Linked DNA regions of Homo sapiens: all the other regions are linked to region 5. The links are chromatin contacts, found by Hi-C or POLR2A ChIA-PET in ENCODE. All regions are on one chromosome and are shown on one strand. Each heading gives the region's core, a stretch centred on a gene start or an enhancer-like site at or near the end of the contact. The rest is flanking DNA. Distances are from core to core; before and after follow the strand shown. Region 1 holds the start of CENPM (centromere protein M). Region 2 holds the start of SMDT1 (single-pass membrane protein with aspartate rich tail 1). Region 3 holds the start of SREBF2 (sterol regulatory element binding transcription factor 2). Region 4 holds the start of MRTFA (myocardin related transcription factor A). Region 5 holds the start of RANGAP1 (Ran GTPase activating protein 1). Region 6 holds the start of ADSL (adenylosuccinate lyase). Region 7 overlaps SREBF2 (sterol regulatory element binding transcription factor 2).

Region 1 (2,700 bases), core at 51-2,550, 660 kb after region 5:
CTCAGCACAGTCCTGAGCCAGGCCTGCCTGAGCCCTGACTGCCCCTTCCTCTGGCTCTCACCTGTATTTGCTGTGAAGATTAACCACAAACACGATCAGGTCAATTCGGGGCCGATTCACACTGGAGGGCAAAGGGAGGGACTTTGCCAAGTGGCTGAAAAACAGGAAATTGCAGGACTCAAGATATCCGTACCCCCCTCATAGCGACCGTTTAAATGCTGCCCTTCATGTGGAAAGAGGCCGTCAAGGGCTCCCCACCTCATCCTAGCCACCCGAGGCTCTTGTGGCCACGACTCCTTGGGCCAGCACAGAGGCAGGACAGGTCCGGTCCTATTCAGATTACTCCTGTCTGATTCCCTCTGCCAGAAACGGGCTCTGTTTAGTCACCACCTCGGCAAGGGGAGGTTGGGATATAAGACGGCATGGGACTAGCCAGCTACGCTGCATGCTGGGAGAAGGACCAGCCTCAGAGGAGGGGGCGCTGGGCTTCGGAGTTTAGCAGCTAGGACCGAATCCCTCTGGAGTGAGAGACACGTGGGCCCAGGCCACAGCCGCGGCTACTTACACCTTCAGCTCGGAGGCGCAGTCCTCTTTGAGCATCGAGTCCGCCAGCTGCTGCAGAAGAGCATCCTCCGTGCCCACCAGCTGCGCAGGGAGAGAGAGCGGACAGTCGAGCCCTAGGCACAGCACCCCCTGGGGAGGGCCTGGCCCTTCGACCCACTCCCGGGGGGATCGGGACACCGCCAGCAGGCGGCTCGGAGGACATTTCCCGAGAAGTGGACCCCGCGAAGCGGCACGGGCTGGGGGCCTGAGGTTTGGACCCGCTGCAGGCCTGTGGGCACCGCACTCTCTACTACCCGACCCTCGCTCCCACCGCCGGCCTCTCCAGGAGGCCAGACCCCCAGACGCGGGAAAACCAATTCCAGGCGCGGGAACTCGCCAATCAGAAGCTGGGAAAGGGTCCGCCGAGCACCTATTGGTGGGTGCGTCCCTCAACCTCAGAGAGCGGCTACTCCAATTGGTTCAGAGCATGGCTCTCCGCCTATTCCCCGCCCCCGCCACGGTAGCGCGCGCTGGCTTGGCGCCTCAGAGAGCTCAGTTGACCTAGTGGCTGAAGCACCGCCCAGGAGGAAAAACCGGCGGGGGAAGCAGGGCCGCCTGCACCTACCAAGATGGTGGCCGTGTTCAGGCCGGGCAGCTTGTCCAGGGGCCTCAACACCGACATCACAGCCGCAGGACCAACCGTTGCTCCTGCGGTGCGCGCCGATCTTTCAAACCGCCCTGAGTCCAGCCCCTAGAGCGCGGCCTGGGGGCACGTGCCTCCTTATAGGCGGGGCTTCGCGGGACGGGACGGGGCCTCTTAAAGGAACCGAACCTTTATCTCCTTTTCTGAGGGGCGTTCCAGCGCTACCCGTGGAACACGTGGTGGACAGGCCTTTGGTTCCACGCTCCACAGTAAGCAGGTTTTTAGTGATTCCTTTGTTCACTTTCATTCATTCATGCTCATACACAGTACTTTTTTTTTTTTTTTTTGAGACAGAGTCTCGCTTTGTGGCCCAGGCTGGAGTGCAATGCGCGCAATCTCGGCTCACTGCAACTTCTGCCTCCCGAGTTTAAGCGATTCTCCTGCCTCAGCCTCCCAAGGAGCTGGGACTACGGGCGCGCGTCACCACGCCCGACTTATTTTTTTATTTTTAGTAGAGACGGGGTTTCTCCAAGTTGCCCAGGCCGGTCTCAAACTCCTGGCCTCAAGTGATCCCGCCTCGGCCTCCCAAAGTGAGTGCTGAGATTACAGACGTGAGCCACCGTGCCTGGCCCTTTTTTTTTTTTTTTTTTTGGAGCGTCACTTTGTTGCCCAGGCTGGACTATAGTGACACGATCATAGCTCACTACAGCTTCAAACTCCTGGGCTCAAGTCATCTTCCTGGCTTAGCCTCCTGAGTAGCTGGAACTACAGGCAAGTGCCACCATGGGGATCTGGCCATGTTGCCCAGGTGGGTCGTAAACTCCTGGCCTCAAGCAGCCCTCCTGCTTCAGCCTCCTGAGTAGCTGGGACTACCGCTGCACACCAGCAGGCCCTGCCAATTGACTGCTTTTACAGTGAGTGGTAAGCATGCTGTTCTTTGTCCAATGGGAGACTTTACCTCATCTTTCAAGGTTCCTTGCTGCAAACACAGCCTGAGTACAGAGCTGTCAGGGTCTTGCTTTCTTGACATACCCAGCAAGAACATGCAGGGACGCTCAGGGCCCATAGCAAACTGGTTCTGCCAACAGTTATATAATAACTTGTTCACTGTCTCTACATCTAAAATGTAAGAAACAAGAGGTTAGAGACTTTGTCACTTTGTATGTCCAGCACTCTAAAAGTCCCTGGTACATCGTAGTTAATAAATATTTGTTGAGTGAATGGATGGATTACATTCATCCATTCATTCTCAGCAGTCATTCATTCATCATTTCCTATGCCCAGACCCAATGCCCTACCCTAGGAAGTCAGTTGAATCAGACATTATTGATTAACTTAGTTTGATGGGGGTGGGATAGACAATGATAACAGTGTGTTCATTGTTGTAATAACTGGGAGAGCAGAGACACTGTCTAGCCTAAATCCTTCTTACTGCAGACTAAACTAACTGTGTCTTGCTCAGAAAGATCAGGACGTAAATGGCCCCATAGAGCCACTGCCCTCAGCACAGATAC
Region 2 (2,700 bases), core at 172-2,671, 790 kb after region 5:
GAAGGAAGGAGACTTAGCAGCCACAGAGCAAGACCCCAATCTCCTGACTGCACTGGCCTGACTGCCCCCTCCCAGGGGATGTTAATGAAATGAAGGAAGTGGGGAATGTCACCCGAGACTGTCACAGGCTTGCCATACCTTTGGCCTACACACCGGGCTCTAGAGCCATAATTTCCAACCTGGGGAGTCTCCTGTGCACTTAAATCCGAGGTAGGCTGCAGTATCGGCTTGAAGCTCTGACACTGTCAGAGAAAGTGGATTTATTGTGTCATAGGAGTTTCTGGGACCCAGCTCTTCCTGAGAGGGGTGGGAAGATTGGGGATGGGATCCTCACTCAGCAGTCTGGGTAGGGCCCTTTGAGGCAGAGGGTCTTCGGCCAGTGAAGAGAGATTTATTCTGCTCAGAGTGCTGGGGTCCCATCCTTTCTCCCTGGCTGCCCTGTTAACAGATGGTGCTGGACCTTGCCCCGGAAGGGGCTTGTAGCTTTTTTACGTCAACGAAATGCCCTCCTGTACTCTGTCTTCAGCAGCCAACTCCTGGAGCTGCCAAGTGAGGGGTTAAAGAAGAGGTGGGGAGGCAGTGTGGCTCCCTGGGAAAAGTCTGTTGCTTTGGTTCTCAGTCCTGGGTATTCTAGGAGCTTGGACACGGGATTGCGTTTCCTGTGCTAAAATTCTCTCTCCTGGCTGGGCTCCGGTAAACTGAAGCTGCTCGAGAAATCACCTGGGAACTCTCATAGCCGTTTGTCACCCAGGGTGTACTTGCCAGGACCTCTCCTTGCTACTCTTCCCAAAGTCGGGAGGCAAAGCGGCTGGGTCACCAGAGCCTGACCATACTGACGCTCCAGGGGGAAGACGCAGAGGCCGGGAAGAGACACCCCCTCCCAAACACATAAAACTTGCCCCTTCCTAGCCTCGGCTCCCCTCACTGGGGCCTTGGGCAGGACCGACCCGCATCCAACTAGGCCTAAGGGGTAGGCTCTGAGCCTCTTACCCCTAAGAGGCGGAGATGCGCCCAAGGCGGGCGCCCGGCCTGTTCCCCAGCCCTGCCTGGAAGCCCCGCAGCCACTGCATTTTGTTTAAACACAGATAGCACGGGCCTTTCTCTTATTGCTACAGTGTTTTGTACACGGTTAAAACACTAGTAAAGCTTTTTCGTTATTACTCCTTCCGCTCCCTGGGTTTATTTCCACAACCGGCCGCTGAGGCCTGTTCTGACGGCCGGGCGGACCCAAGACCGCGGCCACGCCCAGCAGGACGCGGACTGAGGGAGCCGGGGCTGCGCCGCCACTCTCGTGACGCCACCATGCCGGCCAGTGACAAACACCTCCCTCCCGCCGCCCCAGGAGCCGCCGGCACTGCGCGAGTGGGAGGGCTGGGCTTCTCGTGTACTCCTCAAACTCTCGCGAGGCTTCGGGCGGCTTTCTTCCCGAGGGCGGCACGAGGGCTGGGCGGTGGGGTGCGGGTGCCCGGGTGAGGGGCGGAGCTGGGGGCATGGCGTCCGGAGCGGCTCGCTGGCTAGTATTGGCACCCGTCAGGTCCGGGGCTCTCCGGAGCGGGCCTAGCTTGAGGAAAGATGGCGATGTCTCCGCCGCATGGAGCGGCTCAGGCCGGAGCCTGGTACCGTCGAGGTCAGTCATCGTTACCCGCAGCGGCGCCATTTTGCCCAAACCGGTGAAAGTGAGTGTCCTCCTGGAGACGGGGCGAAGGGGCTGAGGCCAATCATTGTGGGGAGTGCGTGAGGGCGGCGCTGATTGATAGGAGCCAAGGCCAATCATAACGATTACCGTAGACTGGAAGGCGGACCAAGAATACGCTAATGAGTTGCTAATTTTGACAGGTGTGTAGAAAATGGTAGGTAGACAGAAGATGGGGGGCAAACGCTGAGGAAGTTGGCCTTTTACATTAGCTTGTCCTGAGAGGTGCGGTGCTCTGCTCCTCTGGAGTCAGAAGACTAGGCCGTGTGCTTCTAGCTTAGAGCAGTCCTGTAATCTCTGCCCTGCCTGTCTCCTAGTTTATGGGATGAAATATGAATTTTGAAAGGACTCTGTAAATAAAGGGTACGTGGGACGGGCCTCATCTTTTTATTAGTTGTCACCTAATATTTAATTCATGTGATTTACAGTCCTGATAGATGTGCAGGGAATTATTACAATCACGGGTTTTCAAATGAAGAATCGGGCTAGAGCGGTGAAGCTCGTATCCAAGGCCAGCGCTGAGGACGCAGCATCCGGGTTTCTTCCTGGTACCGTCCCCACCAGGTCCTGTCTTTTTCCAACACTGAACGCTATCACATGCTTGAGTTTTTCTAGGGAAAACGGAAACAGTCCCTTATATCAAGCGAAAGTTTGCTTTACGACTGCAGGGCTGTGTGGTGTGGGAGTTAAAAAAACAAATTCTCTTAAAGCTAGTCTAGCCTATGCTAACTCACACAATTGACTGTAGGTCCATGTTGGGAAAGACCTGCCTTATCAAAACAGTTGAAAAAAAAATTTTTTTAATTCTAGGAATACGAGAGAAATGTTGCTGAGATTTTACTGACATTCTCCCAATCCATCTAAAGTCTTTGAGTGTAAATACATGCCCACTTTCAAATACATCTGTTTCTAAAATTTTTAAATCAAATTTCTCAGGCATCAGGGAACCTGTTACTTAGTGAACTGTGTAGAATATCCCTTCACTGTACATCTTTCTGTCATCGGTT
Region 3 (2,700 bases), core at 120-2,619, 550 kb after region 5:
TTCCTTGATCACTTGTACCATCATCTGTAATTTATTTTTATGTTTAATACGGGTGTGGGATTTCTGATTTTTTTTTTTGCTAGACTGGAAGCTCTCAGAGGGCAGGAACCATTTGTTTCCCTGCCACAGAGATGTTCAATAAATATTGTCAATTGAATGTGCAAATAATCTCACTTAACCACAGCTATGAGGGATGCTATTTTATCCCCATTTTAGAGATGACTAAACTGAGGCTTAGAACAATTAACCCAAGGTCACAGTGAATTAGTGGATCCATGTGTCTGCCTCCACACAGCCTGTGTGTTCTTAATTATTGATCACTAAGCAACAGCTGCCTCTCACAAACTGGCAGGAAACTTCAACTTTTCCCTTTTATCAATATATTGTGAACGCCTTTTCTTGCTAATAAATATACATTTGTGTGCGTAATTTTTAATGATCCCATGGTATTCCATCGTGTGGATGTAATTTACATATTCATTTCCTTATTCTCACTTCTTCCTAGTTACAGCACTTCTTTAAGCACTTGTAATTTTTATTCCTTTGGATAAATTCCTAGAAGTTTACAACACGACCAGCTGCAAGATGGGGCAGTGAGGTGCTTGAAGGAGTGGGTGGGCTGCACTTCAGAATCCCGGTGGAACTTTTTCAAAAAACTCGTGCCCGGGGCCCCCCTCTCAGGAGGCCGTCGGTGGGCCTGGGCACTGGCGTGGTTTTCAGGTCCTCAGTGGTTCCGAGGTGCCAGAGATTGAGGACCACTGGAGTAAGCGCGAGGTCACGGCGGGTGCAAAGCAGAAGACGTAAAATCCTGACCGCCCTGGGACAATCTGCAACCTTGTCAAGCCTCCGTGCCCGCCTTTGTAAGGAGGCTGGGAGAAGCGGGACTTGGATGACCCGGACTCCCGTCCCGAGCGCTGGGGTCCAGGTTTGACTCCGCTGGCTTTCTCAGGCGGGCAGGGCGGGGGTAGGCAGCTGGGAAGATGACGTAATGTGCTCCCAGCCAGGCCTGGAGGCGGCCAGCGGTCGCAGGTGGAGGGTGGCCTGTTAACCCTTCACTCCCAGGCCAGTGGACGGACTTGCGTGTGGCGCAGATCCAACGGAGAAGGCAGCGGCTCCTTTAAACAAGGCGGAGAAGGTTAAGATGATGACCGGACGGCTACTCCAGGCATTCGCTCCGAGGCCGCGGGGGGAGGGACCTCACTATGCAAATCTGAGCTGCTGATCGATGACGCGCCATCACCCCACGCACCGCTTCGCTCGCCCATTGGCTGAGATGAGCCTGGTCCCATTGACAACAAACAGGGGGGCGCGCGGCCTGGAGGCGGGGCCGCAGGGGGCGCGGGCTGGGGCGGGGGAATCCCGCCCCGCCCTTTCTGTGCGGCGCCCGGGCGCAACGCAAACATGGCGGCGGGTGGCACCCGTCGGTGAGGCGGTGCCGGGCGGGGGTTGTCGGGTGTCATGGGCGGTGGCGACGGCACCGCCCCCGCGTCTCCCTGAGCGGGACGGCAGGGGGGGCTTCTGCGCTGAGCCGGGCGATGGACGACAGCGGCGAGCTGGGTGGTCTGGAGACCATGGAGACCCTCACGGAGCTGGGCGACGAGCTGACCCTGGGAGACATCGACGGTGAGTGGTGGGTGGGTGGGAGTGCGGGGGCCGCGCGGGGAGGAAGGGGTTACGGCGGCGCGCCCGGGTGCGCGTGCGCCCACCCCCCGACAGCCCCGGTTCGCGCGGGAAGAACCCCGTGCGCACGGTGCCCCCGGCGGTCCTCAACCCTTCCGGCGCTGCGAGCGTGAGCCCGACCCAGCTGCGCCGCTCCGGGAGGCCGTGGGATCTGGGGCGCCGCGGGGCCGAAAGCGGCGCGAGGGTCGCGGGTTCCAGAGCGCGGGGCTAGGGACGTCGCGGGGGCGTCTCAGGGAGCGGCCTAAGGAGAGCGCGTGGCCGCCGCCTCCCTCGCGCGCCCACACGCGGTTTCCGTGGTCCGCTCTCCCGCCGCCCGCGACCGCGCGTCGCACCTGTCACTCCCTTCCTGGCCGCGGGGACGTCTTTGGGATTCCCGGGGCCCAGCCCCCAGTCTCCGCGCCCCGAATCCCTGGGCTTCTCAGGATTGACCGACGGCCAGGTCGCCGGGTGCTCCGCGAAACTTTGGGCAGCGACTGCAGAAGCAAGTTGCTGATGAAGAGAGCAGTGGCGGCGGAGTGTGGACACATCTCTCCGGGATGGAGACCCGGGCGCTCCTGCTGTCACGCTGCAAGGGGAATTGAGCAGAAGAAATTTTGAGTTGTGGCCCCTCGGGTACGGGCTGGGGAGCGGGTGGCCTTTGTTCCAGCGCCTTAACAGCGGAGTGGAAGAGCTGGTAGGAGCCCAGGGATCCACTCTTAAAATACTAATTTTGCGACCACGGGAACAACGATTTGGAGAGGGTCAGCGGCTTGCTCAAGGTCACCCAGCTGGTTAGAGCCTAGTTCTTGCAGTTCCTTGGCCAGTATTGGTTTTTTTATACCCCTCCTTTCAAGAAAGAGTCCAGTTGACTAGGCTAGTAATCTTATTAACTGGATAGTTGCACTCTTATGTTTAGGCCCCAAAATGCTTTGTATTATTTCACTTCTTCCTCACAACAATCCTGTGAGATACTCTTATTACCTCTATTTTAATACGGTAATTAAAGAAGCCGAGGCCAGGAGATGTTGACTTATCTAAGGC
Region 4 (2,700 bases), core at 86-2,585, 650 kb before region 5:
CCCTGAAAAGATCTCAAAAACTTGCAACTCGGGGACATTCCAGACGTCTTATGAGTTTAAAACTATGTAAAAACATACGAAGCATGGGGTAATTCCATTATTATATTTAAGTGATGTATTCCACATTCCTGTATATACACACACTTCATGCCAAACAGAGGCTGGCAAGCAAGTTAACCATTCAACTGCCCTTTCGTTATGCTGCATAACAGGGAGACAACAGAGAGAAATCTTGACAATGCCAAGCTGGGCTAGTGCTTAAAGGCACACAGGCAAACCAGGCATTCTCAACATCCCAAAAGCAAACATTTCTTGGGCCCTTACTATGGGCCAAGCACTGTGTCAAACGCTTCACGTGAATTATTTCATTCGACACTTACAACAAACAACCGTATGCGATTGGTGCTATTATCCTCATTTTTCAGACGAGGAAACCAAGGCACAAGATTACACAGCTAGCAAGTGGCAGGTTTGGGAGTCGACTCAAAAGGTCCAGCCCTAGGCACTATGGAGTATCAAAGGTACCCGAAGCGGGGAGGGTGGACTGCATCAGCGTCCTGACAGACGCTTTCTTAGGAGGTAAAGTTCTTGGCCATCAAGTTTCAGATTTGCAGAGCCCTGTACACCTGGCAGCATTCAGGTTTGCTATACTGGCACCAACAAGTCCAGCTGAGCCTCCTTGCCTGGGAATCCCAAGGACTGCACTTGGATCCTGAAGGTCTGCACAAGACCCCAGAGAAAGCGGCCGACACCCCGTCCCTGCAATCAAAACACATCCCGGGAGAAGCGAGGGCGAGGACCTCCGTGCCTCCCCGCCCCGCGCAGCACAGCCCTGCCAGGCAGTGCACAGGTGCACGACCGCGCCCGCCCGCCCGGCCCGGCCCGGGTCCCAGCCCCGGCACAGTGACCGCCGCTCTGCGACTCCGGCCCCGAGGGCAGGGGCAGAAGGCCGGCAAGAAGAGGGCAGGGGACGCGAGGGCCGCCTCGCCCGACCCCCCGAGGACGCGCGCAGCAGGGTCGGGGGGGAAAAAGGATGCTCCAGGCGGGGCGAGGCCGCGGTGGGGGAGGGGTCCCCAACCCGGACTCTCACTCACCGCCTCGCGCGGCTCCCGGCCGGGTTCCGCGGCTCGCCCCACTCCGGCTCTAGCCGCCCGCGTCTCCTCTCGAGGCTCACTGTCCAGCCCGGGCGCACGGAGCTGAGAAGTCGCCGCCAGCGGAGGGCGTGTGGCCAGCGGCAACCAAGAGGGTGGGAAAGATGGGACCGTCGCTCTCGCCGCCGCGGCCACCACAGACACTGCCGCCGCCGGCTCCTCTCAGCCACGGAAGCTGCGGGCCCGCCCACCACGCCCGCCTCCCGTCCTGAAGACTGTCCGCTGGAGAAGTGACGGCGGCGCTAGCCAATCAGAGGCCTGATCGGGGTCGTGATCGGCGGACTAAAGGGCGGGCGGAGAAGGAAGCGGCATGAAGAAGGCGAAAACGGCGGCCTGACTTCCTGTGACTGACGGCACGGCGCAGCCAATGGGCAACGGGGAGATGACCTCATCTCTGAGGAAAGTCTGGAACTGGCTGAGCTGCGGCGAGGGGGTTGGCGACGAGCCGGGGGCGGAGCTCTGGGCCTTAAAGAGGCCGCAGCCCTGTGGTCACCCTGTGAAGGGAAGGGCGGTGGACCCTGCCGGATCTTGCGAAGTTGCCAAGGGGTCAATGCCCAGGCGCGAGTAATTACTGCATTAATCCCAGACCCCATCCCGATTCTTGTCGGGGACTGAAGGGTCTCCGCCTGGGGCTCCGAAGTCGATCATTTCACATTCACGCTTCCCAAAACGAGACACAATAAATTCCGCTCTGGCCTGGAGCCTTGAATTCCCGTTACGGTCCCGCCCCGCCGAGGCCCGTCGCCTTGTTTCTCTGAGTCAGTTTCCCCAACGGTGAAAGGGAGGACGCTGACACCTGCCTGCCCCTCCCTATCTGCCGAGGCCGTGGAGATCAGCAGCAGCGAAAGCGCTCTGGGCTTAGAAGAGGAAAAGGGCTGCGTGAGCCCAAGAGCTTGCATCGGAAGGCTCCAGGAAGAGCATCTGCAAAAAAGAGGATTCCACGGGATGACCCCCGACAACTCTTGGAATTCTAAAATCCTATACCCTTGCCCGCACCCATTCGTGTAGTGAAGGGGCGCGCGTTAGGCGCAGAGGCCACACGCTCCGCAAGTGAACCCGGGCACCTCTCTGAACCTATTCCGGGCTGAGGGCGGGGAGCGGGTGGCTGCCCGATTTAAAAACATGTATATGTATGTGTATGTGTATGTGTATGTGTATGTGTATGTGTATGTGTATATGTATATGTATATGTATATGTATATGTATATGTATATGTATTATGAGTGAAGTCCATGACTGCAACAGGGAGAAAGGAGAAAGGCGAAAGGGGAGAGAGCAACAAGGTAAGCCAGGCCCACTGTGATGACAGCTGCGGTCATGCAGGCCCTTCGTATCCGCCTTCCTCCCCAGCAATGGGAGAGAGCCCAGAAAAGGAGAAATAACCCCAACTCGATGGGGTGGAAAAGGGGGAAGCGCTTTCCGGAAGGCTTCCGGGATGGGGTCACCAGAGTCAGAGGAAGGAGTAACAGTAGATAGAAGAAGAAGTGGTCAGGGGCGTTCTTCTAGGTTTGGGGCGGACCCGCGTGAAGATGCAAAGACTGAAAAGGGG
Region 5 (2,700 bases), core at 190-2,689:
TGCAGTCCCAGCTACCTGGGATGTAAGGTGGGAGGATCACTTGAGCCCCGTAGGTGGAGGCTACAGTGAGCTGAGATCTTGCTGCTGTACTTCTGGAGACCCTGTTTCAAAAAATAAATTAACCAGAAACCAGCCCAGTGCAATAACTCACACCTGTAATTCCAACATTTTGGGAGGCTAGGCGGGAAGATCACTTTAGACCAGGGTTCGAGACAAGCCTGGGCAACAGAATGAGACCCTGTCTCCACAGAAAAATTTAAAAATTAGCCAGGTGTGATGGCATCTGTAGTCCCCATGACTTGGGAGGTTGAGGTGGGAGGATCGCTTGAGCCCAGGAAGCCGACGCTGCAGTTCAGCGGTGATCGTTCCACTACACTCCAGCCTGGGTGACAGAAGGAGACCGTCTCTAAAAAGATAAAAAAATTTAAAGAAAAACCAACAAAAAAATTAACCTGAAACCCCAGCATCTCTTGCAGTTCTGAGATGGGACAATTTGAGGGTAAAAGGTGGTGGTGAAGCCTCCAGATAGAATAGGGACAGAACTTCTCAGCTGAACGGGGGCCCATTCCTCAGTCCAAGAGAGAGCGAGACAGAGATGCACCCCTCCACACTCACTTTATAAACCAAGAAACTGGAGCACAGAAACGTAAATTGATTTGTCCAAGGTCAGCAAAGGATCAGCGCCAGAGCAAAAGCAAAGGGCTAATAGAGAAACATCCTCTCCCCGCTCCGCAGCAACGTCAGAGACTTTCTGAGGTGAGATGCATGCTCCTGCAAAGCGTCAGCAGTGACTCACATCGATTCCAGGGACAGCGGCGCCAGCCCGGGGCCCCCGCGGGCGTGGGCCTGCTGGGAGGTGGCTCTGCGGGAGCGACGCGCGAATACAGGCCGCAAATGATAGGCGGGCGGCGCAGGAGCCCCATCTGGAATCCCCGGCGGACTCGCACCGCCTCCGGTTGACAACAATGCTAATATGAGACGCCACTGCTAGCAGCTGCAGGCTGAGCTGCTCTGGCGAGTCAGACGCCCTTTAAGCCTCAGTTTCCCCATTTGTGAAAGGAGCCAGCGCCGCTCAACAACCCCACTCCCACCGCCACCCCTGGGGCGCTCGGCCGTCGAAGGCTAAGTGAAGAAGGCCGAGGGGGCAGGCAGAAGGCGCACACGGGCGCCACGCCCTCCTCGCCCCGCACCCCTGTTCCAGGCAGGTGACGGGGAAAGGAAAGGGACCCTGACTCTACCGTAAACAGGCGGCGCCGCCGCGTGGGGGGAATCGAGCGCGCGCCTCCGCCCTCTGGGGCGGGGACGGATTTAGGGTCCGGGTCAGGCCGGGGTCGCCACCTCCGGATCCAGCGGTCCAGATGTCCAGCCGGCTAGTCTGTTAGCTCTCTCGAGCTCCCGGCCTCACGCGCTTCCAGCACCACCTGCTCTCCGCACCGCGGCGGATGATGGCGGAGGAGGAGGATTTTGAAAGCCGGCAGTTTCTTTGCTTCGATTTGATTTGTTCGAGGCCCCGGCCGGCTTGCCCTCGCCCCGCTCGCGCGGCCTCTCGGGTAGAGTAGTCCGGTTCCCCATCTGGGAGCGCGATGGGGCGCGCACCGCGAACTACCCGTCCCATGGCGCACCGCGCGCAGAGCGTCCTCCACCGCCCTCCTCTTCGCCCTCCCCTGGTGGCTTCTGGCTCTTTCTCGCAGAGACCGCAGGGAGGTGTTCAGCCGGGAGCGCCCAGAGACTACAATTCCCAGAATGCGTTGCACCCAGGTCCCTCAGCTCTTCCGGAAAGGTTTTGTTCGCGTAACTTTGTTGATAACAGGTACTGCTGGCTGCTGGGTCTCTTGGGCAAGACACAGGTATCCATTTCCCGAAAGAAAAGACTCTTTTCCGTCCCATGAAACTGAAAGGGCATTCGAAGGCTTCCACATAAATATGCACAAATTACCTGATAATTAAAAAGGGGAAATAGTAACTATCGTAGAGAAGCTCCGCAGACACCACTTGAACGGCCACGTTAACATCAACAGCAGGACAAGCTGACATTCATCGCACGCTTTCTGTGTGATGCACTGAGAAAAACACGGCGTCACCGTCCGGTCTATAATGCATGACCTTAGTCTAATCATGAGAAACCCAAGCTGAGGGACATGGTACAGAATAACTGATCTGTACCCTTCCGGAAATGTCTGTATTATGTAAGACAAAGAAAAACTGAGGAACTGTTGCCGATTACAGGAAACGAAAAAGACAACTGAATGCAAGACATGGTCCTGGATCGGATCCTGGGTGGGGATTGCTATAAAGGACAATACTGAAACAGCAAAACTTGACTATATTAGATAATAGTATTGTATCAATGTTAAATTTATTAATTTTGATTATGGTACAGGGTTATGTAAGAGACTGCCCTTGTTCTTGGAAAAAAATGCTGAAATAATTAGGGACAAAAAGGACATGATGTCTGCAACCTTTATGGTTAAAAGAAATATACCTATACATATACATAGAGAAAGCAGAGACACAAATGTGGCAAAATGTTAATCAGTTAATCTGGTTGAAGAATATGGGAGTTCTTTGAACATTTTTGCAACTTTTCTGTAGGTGTGAATTTAAGCATAAAAACACAAACAGCGTTTTTTTTTTGTTTTTTTTTTTTGAGATGGAGTTTCACTCTTGTTGCCCATCTTGGCCTCCCAAAGTGTTGGGATT
Region 6 (2,700 bases), core at 26-2,525, 940 kb before region 5:
GTTGCCTAAGCTGTAGTGGCAAAATCATGGCTTACTGCAGCCTCAACATCCTGGGCTCAAGTGATTCTCCCACCTCAGCCTCCCAAGTAGCTGGGACTACAGGTGCACACCACCATACCCAGTTAATTTTTGTATTTTTTGTAGAGACAGTGTTTCATCATGTTGCTCAGGCTGGTCTCCAACTCCTGGACTCAAGCGATCTGCCCAGCTCAGCCTCCAAAGTGCTGAGATTATAGGCGTGAGTCACCGTGCCCAGCTGAGACACCTGGCTCTTACAGCTCCAGATGAACCCTTTCCTGTGTGATCACCCCACTGGCACTCCAGACTGAACAACATAGCAAGACCCTGTCAAAAAAAAAAAAAAGGGGGGGGGCCACTTGAGTGTTTCTATTTCTATTTATTTATTTAATTCTTTTATTTTTTGGAGACGGAGTCTCGCTCTGTCGCCCAGGCTGGAGTGCAGTGGCGCGATCTTGGCTCACTGCAACCTCCGCCTTCCGGGTTCAAGAAATTCTCCTGTCTCAGCCTCACAAGTAGCTGAGACTACAGGTACAGGCCGCCATGCCCGACTAATTTTTTGTATTTTAGTAGAGACAGGGTTTCACGTGTTGCCCAGGCTGGTCTCAAACTCCTAAGCTCAGGAAATCTGCCTGCCTCGACCTCCCGAAGTGCTGGGATTACAGGCGTAGGCCACCGCAGCCGGCTCACTGGGGGCGCAGTAAATGCCGATTTCCCTTGGGTATCTTCATTTCTCCTTAGAGCCGAGCTCGGTGCGCCGCGGGCAGGAGTGGGTGGGGCGACAGTAATAAGAGTAACAGCAAGCGTACACACGGCCTTCCAAGTGTGCCAGACACCGCTCTAACACTGAATCCGCACAACCCGAAAGGCAGGCCTTTTTTTTTTTTTTTTTTTTTGCTTTTTGTTTTTTAGAGACGGGAGGGTCTCCCTGTGTTGCCCAGGCTGGTCTCGATCTGTCGGCCTCAAGCGATCCTCCGGTCTGGGGCCCCCACAGTGCTGGGATTACAAGCGTGAGCCACCGCGCCCGGCCAAGGAAGTCTTAATGTACCTCTTTTCAGACAGGAAAACTAAAGTGTAGCGCGGCTAAGTAACGTAGGAAGCATCAATCATGTTTCTGGTCAAAGAAGCGAACCAAGTCAATTCTCAGGCAGAAGCAGCGGAGATTCTCCGCAGCCGGCAGCGCCCAGGGCGCCCGGAACCCAGAGAGCGAGACCGCGTGAAGGAAGTCCCGCCCCGCCCCGTCCTGCCCTGGCCTCCAGGTTTCCGCTTCCGCTCTTCCCTGGTCCAGTCCACCCTGGCGGGGTCGCAGGGTTGGGATGGCGGCTGGAGGCGATCATGGTTCGCCCGACAGCTACCGCTCACCTCTTGCCTCCCGCTATGCCAGCCCGGAGATGTGCTTCGTGTTTAGCGACAGGTATAAATTCCGGACATGGCGGCAGCTGTGGCTGTGGCTGGCGGAGGCCGAGCAGGTAACGGATCCCGGGCTGAGGGGCTGGGCCGGGAGGGACGGGCCCGCCCCAGCACGTGCCGGGCTCTGTTCCGGGCTGGGCTTAGCCACCCCGGAGCTGCGGCCCGGCTATTTTCAGCTGGGTGTTCCCTGTCCTGAGGAGCTGCGGCCCCAGGAAAGCAAGGGCAGGAGATCCGGGAGCCGCCACCTGTTGCCTCACGTGTTCTCAGTCCGAGAGGGTTCGAGACGCGGAGGAGGCTGGGAGAAATTCAGCCTGTAGTTTCAGGGAATTCATTTTGGCCATCCCCGCAGGAGTACGCTGCTAACCACAGACACCGAGCGCTTGTTTCGTACTGTTGTGCTCATTATTTCACTAATCTTTTCTTGTGTAATCCATGAAGATCTTGCAGGCTTGATGGTGTTTTTCCCACATTGCAGGGGAGAACAAAGCCCGGACAGCTTGTTGTTTGCCCTAGCCCATCCAGCTATTAAGAACGGAACTGGGATTTGAACCTGGGTGCACTCCAGAGCCTGAGCTGAGCACGTAGCCCCTTGGTTTTCCACAGTGCCTGTGTAGTTAGTGACAGGACTGGAATGCTTGTTTTCTAGGCCACCGTTTCTGCCTCACTGGCCTCCGCTTTGCCTCTTAGGAGAAGACTCCGGGTAGGGGTTTATTAAACGGGGTTTATAATTTCTTTTCTAAGGGCTGCATAGAGAACTTCTTAGCCCAGCGGTTTCAGAAATAGCTCCAGAAGAGTTGAAGCAAACTGAAGGTGATCCAGAGAGCGATAATGTTTCTCCTCAAGTTTCAGAGGAAAGTGCCACAACGAGCAAGTTGGCAATGCCCTCTCAAACGGCACAGTAAACATGGAAACAATTTGACTTCGGGCCTAGGACCTGTACCATGGAACTCTCCAAACAGGAAACTTTCATTCTAGATTCCCTCCCTCCCCTTATCACTGCCCTCCAAAATATTGGGCGATACACTACAATAATAGCAGACATTCAGATAGTGCCTTCTGAGACCCAGGTCTTAACCCTTTACACATGGTTGCTTATTAATCCTCCAAACAACCCTGAAGAGTAGGTATGAAATACTATGACTGTACCTGTTTTACAGATGGAAGAATGAAGCATCAACTTAATAAACTCTTGGCGTAGATAGCGATAGTAGTAGACCTTAATCATGTGTTGTGGTTTGTGATGTACTAGTGTGTACTCTTTCTATTTCATCT
Region 7 (2,832 bases), core at 167-2,666, 580 kb after region 5:
ACTGCCTTCCAGCCTGGGCAAGAGAGCAAGACCCTGTCTCAAAAAAATAAAAAAAAAAGATAAGGCTGAAAAATTTAAAGCAATTTTTCATCATTAAGTTAAACAAATTTTAATACACTGGTACAGTACAATGGCACACAGAATGATACCGTGGGACTCTGAAAAGGATGATGTTACGTCTGTAATGGTTGACACTGAATGTTCTTCATATTTATTAACCAAAGGGAACAGGGTGCAAAGTAGCATGTTCAGTGTGATCTCATTTTTGTAAAACAATTTGCATGCATGTGCATGCTTAAGTGTGCAAGCAAGCCTTGTAGAGGAAGAAATCTGGAAGGGCACACATTAAAACATTGACAATGGGCCGGGCGCTGTGGCTCACGCCTGTAATCCCAGCACTTTGGGAGGCCGAGGCAGGTGGATCACAAGGTCAGCAGTTCGAGACGAGCCTGTCCATTGTGGTGAAACCCCCTCTCTACTAAAAATACAAAAATTAGCTGGGCATGGTGGCACGCACCTGTAATCCCACCTACTCAGTGGGATTACACCGGGAGGCTGAGGCAGGAGAATTGCTTGAACCTGGGATGTGGAGGTTGTGGTGAGCCAAGATCATGCCACTGCACTCTAGCCTGGGCAACTGAGTAAGACTCCATTTAAAAAAAAAAAAATTGACAATGGATGACTCAAGAATAGTGGAACTGCTGGATGATTTTTATTTTTGTTCTTTTCATTTATATGCTTTCTAAATTTTTCTTTAGTGAATATATTACTTTTATGATTTTAACAAATTATTAAAAACAGGGCCAGGCGCAGTGGCTCACACCTGTAATCCTAGCACTTTGAGAGGCCGAGGTAGGCGGATCATCTGAGGTCAGGAGTTCGAGACCAGCCTGGCCAACATGGTGAAACCCTGTCTCTACTAAAAATACAAAAATTAGCAGGGCGTGGTGGTGTGTGCCTGTAGCCCCAGCTACTTGGGAGGCTGAGGCAGAAGAATCACTTGAACCCAGGAGGTGGAGGTTGCAGTGAGCCGAGATTGCACCACTGCACGCCTGGGCAACAGAGCGAGACTTTGTCTCAAAAAAAAAAAAAATTATTAAAAACATTGTCTAACACAAGGTGCATAATAAATACAAAATATAAGAATAAATGACCTTTGTAAACTAGGTTTCCCAGCCCCTAATAGGGCTGGGTAACAAATACCTGTTAAAGGATTATTGACTGAATCTGTAATTTGGAGAAACTGTAACCCTATTTGGAGGCTTCACATTCTTTATTCTTGACCAGAATTAATTTAACCAGATTTCAGGTTACCTCATTCTCAGGTAGATGCTGAAGGCTGAGCTGAGCAAAGTGATATTTATGTTACCTCCAAGCCACAAGCTCCATAAAGTTCATGTGAACTCAGGGTCTCTTTGTGAGTCATGGGGCTGCTTGCAATGCACGGATGATAACAGGAACCTCTAATTTTGGTTATTTGCTTTTAGAGACCAGAACCCAGATACAGTTTCCTGGGGCCTCACCTACTTTGTTAAGCAACTTAGCTATAAGTTTACAAAGCAGCTAAAAACAGGAGCAGGGGAGTGAGATGAGCTTGAGCGTGCCAGCCTAGCTCGTGGGAGGCCTGTCTCTGGCCCTGAGCTTTGTGGCCTGCCGTAGGAACTGGAGCTTCATTTTCAAAGCTCCATAAAACTCGCCTTCTCCCGGGCCTCCCTTTTCTGAGTTTCATGGCTCTCTGTGGAAATGACAGCCTGTGTAATCACAGAATGTGAATGATCAGAGCAGGGAACAGTGAGGAGCCATTAGGACATTCCCATGGGTGTAGCTCACAGTTACAAAGCACAACTACACCCTGGTTCTCCAGGCCTCCTCTTTCCTGGCACCGCAGACCAGATGGGGTCCTGGAGAGGCTCTGCGTGCCCTTCTGGAGCTTCCCATCACTCCTTTCTGCAGATGTTCATCTTAACAGCCCCTCTGTGCCACTCAGCCCAGTACCCGGCTGCCCGGCTGACTGGAGATGGCTCCACTGGAGCTTTTTGTGTGTGGGTTGAAAGGGACTTTTTTATTTTAATTTAAGTAGTCTCATTCCATCTGCCTACACACTCTTACGCTTCGTGAACTAAGCTTTCTGACCTGTGTAGGTTACTTCACCACACCAGCCCATATCTTTCCCACAAAAGGGTTTCAAGAGTACTTGACAAAATGAGATCAGTGCACCCACATGCCTGTGTAGTGGGTGCTCTGGAAGTACCGCCAACATTGACCTGCATAAGGGTCTACCCTTCACCAAGCACTTCGGATAAATTATCTTATTAATCCTCAGGGCAAAGAGGCCAAGTGTGTATTTTCAAAGCAGCCTTTTGTAGTGAGGAAACCAAGGCTTAAAGAGAAGTATCTTGCCCACGCTCACACCACTGATTAGGTGGGCCTCCAGAGACTCACACCTAGGCCTGACTACCACCAAAGCCTGTGCGCATCTATGAGGCCACCCTGGCCTTCTGCCCTCCTTAGCTTTCCATGGATGGAAACTGTCGGCCAGTGTGTGATATTCTTCTGGCTCTGTGTTACAGCCCTCTGTATTGATTTCTTACAGAGTTGGGATTTTGGGGGAATTCTAAAAGGTTCAACAAATTCTTAGATTTCTCTTAGTCATTTTCTTAAAGCATTTTATAATCTTGTACTTGGAGTGTGTCAGCACTAAATTATGTTTTGTTTAAATGTACTGAATTTGAGGACATTTCTCAGTTTAATCATGTCACGGAATTGGAATTGGTTAGTACAAGCTGCAATATCTGTAGCAATCTGCCCATTTCTCCCTCGCACAAGGCTGAG

What was found. Hi-C counts contacts between places; a loop is a spot of excess contacts on that map. ChIA-PET counts read pairs that join two places held with the same protein, here RNA polymerase II (POLR2A). Pooled maps may share reads with other maps.
Region 1: a pooled map shows a loop between it and region 5 (23-fold over the local background). The contact joins the promoter of CENPM here to the promoter of RANGAP1 in region 5. A Hi-C loop is called at or near these places in 1 of 37 single-sample maps with no recorded cell type and 9 of 50 pooled maps. POLR2A ChIA-PET finds 5 or more read pairs at or near these places in 1 of 52 experiments (H1).
Region 2: a loop to region 5 is called in a map of B cell, with 34 times the contacts of the local background. The contact joins the promoter of SMDT1 here to the promoter of RANGAP1 in region 5. A Hi-C loop is called at or near these places in 3 of 168 maps with a recorded cell type or tissue (B cell, gastrocnemius medialis and naive thymus-derived CD4-positive, alpha-beta T cell) and 6 of 50 pooled maps.
Region 3: a pooled map shows a loop between it and region 5 (12-fold over the local background). The contact joins the promoter of SREBF2 here to the promoter of RANGAP1 in region 5. A Hi-C loop is called at or near these places in 1 of 37 single-sample maps with no recorded cell type and 6 of 50 pooled maps. POLR2A ChIA-PET finds 5 or more read pairs at or near these places in 3 of 52 experiments (A673, CD4-positive, alpha-beta T cell and WTC11).
Region 4: a loop to region 5 is called in a map of naive thymus-derived CD4-positive, alpha-beta T cell, with 12 times the contacts of the local background. The contact joins the promoter of MRTFA here to the promoter of RANGAP1 in region 5. A Hi-C loop is called at or near these places in 1 of 168 maps with a recorded cell type or tissue (naive thymus-derived CD4-positive, alpha-beta T cell), 1 of 37 single-sample maps with no recorded cell type and 11 of 50 pooled maps. POLR2A ChIA-PET finds 5 or more read pairs at or near these places in 2 of 52 experiments (GM10248 and activated CD4-positive, alpha-beta memory T cell).
Region 6: a map of B cell shows a loop between it and region 5 (9-fold over the local background). The contact joins the promoter of ADSL here to the promoter of RANGAP1 in region 5. A Hi-C loop is called at or near these places in 1 of 168 maps with a recorded cell type or tissue (B cell) and 1 of 50 pooled maps. POLR2A ChIA-PET finds 5 or more read pairs at or near these places in 1 of 52 experiments (T-cell).
Region 7: a pooled map shows a loop between it and region 5 (9-fold over the local background). The contact joins the enhancer-like site here to the promoter of RANGAP1 in region 5. A Hi-C loop is called at or near these places in 7 of 50 pooled maps. POLR2A ChIA-PET finds 5 or more read pairs at or near these places in 2 of 52 experiments (activated CD4-positive, alpha-beta T cell and activated T-cell).

Annotation. Positions count from the first base shown.
Region 1 is chr22:41,945,852-41,948,551 of GRCh38, forward strand. It overlaps CENPM (centromere protein M), which reads right to left and starts at 1,301. Exons shown (of 6, transcript NM_024053.5): 1 at 1,169-1,301; 2 at 566-645; 3 at 62-154. The coding sequence starts at 1,225. It also overlaps a transcript of SMIM45 not described here. RefSeq lists an enhancer at 1,105-1,314.
Region 2 is chr22:42,078,279-42,080,978 of GRCh38, forward strand. SMDT1 (single-pass membrane protein with aspartate rich tail 1) reads left to right here and starts at 1,422. Exons shown (of 3, transcript NM_033318.5): 1 at 1,422-1,676. The coding sequence starts at 1,491. PHETA2 (PH domain containing endocytic trafficking adaptor 2) reads left to right here. Exons shown (of 3, transcript NM_001002034.3): 3 at 1-1,160. RefSeq lists a silencer at 847-1,141 and an enhancer at 1,167-1,939.
Region 3 is chr22:41,831,736-41,834,435 of GRCh38, forward strand. It overlaps SREBF2 (sterol regulatory element binding transcription factor 2), which reads left to right and starts at 1,370. Exons shown (of 19, transcript NM_004599.4): 1 at 1,370-1,623. The coding sequence starts at 1,536. CCDC134 (coiled-coil domain containing 134) reads left to right here. Exons shown (of 7, transcript NM_024821.5): 7 at 1-429. SREBF2-AS1 (SREBF2 antisense RNA 1) reads right to left here. Exons shown (of 2, transcript NR_157279.2): 2 at 1-2,245. RefSeq lists enhancers at 724-1,233, 839-1,495 and silencers at 1,274-1,613, 1,674-2,063.
Region 4 is chr22:40,635,384-40,638,083 of GRCh38, forward strand. MRTFA (myocardin related transcription factor A) reads right to left here and starts at 1,336. Exons shown (of 15, transcript NM_020831.6): 1 at 1,095-1,336. RefSeq lists a silencer at 791-1,100 and enhancers at 1,361-1,670, 2,410-2,700.
Region 5 is chr22:41,284,748-41,287,447 of GRCh38, forward strand. It overlaps RANGAP1 (Ran GTPase activating protein 1), which reads right to left and starts at 1,440. Exons shown (of 16, transcript NM_002883.4): 1 at 1,239-1,440. RefSeq lists enhancers at 1,143-1,212, 1,643-1,862, 1,893-1,962, 2,283-2,332.
Region 6 is chr22:40,345,225-40,347,924 of GRCh38, forward strand. ADSL (adenylosuccinate lyase) reads left to right here and starts at 1,276. Exons shown (of 13, transcript NM_000026.4): 1 at 1,276-1,487. The coding sequence starts at 1,335. RefSeq lists enhancers at 791-1,304, 1,305-1,818, 1,819-2,331 and a silencer at 1,529-1,618.
Region 7 is chr22:41,860,840-41,863,671 of GRCh38, forward strand. The region is part of intron 1 of SREBF2 (sterol regulatory element binding transcription factor 2); the gene reads left to right. Among named protein-coding and RNA genes, the nearest start is that of SREBF2-AS1, 28 kb to the left of the region's middle. RefSeq lists an enhancer at 1,812-2,312. Within about 2 kb of position 1,417, at least 11 of the 41 ENCODE cell types and tissues checked have a DNase peak (open chromatin) inside an H3K27ac peak, as active enhancers do.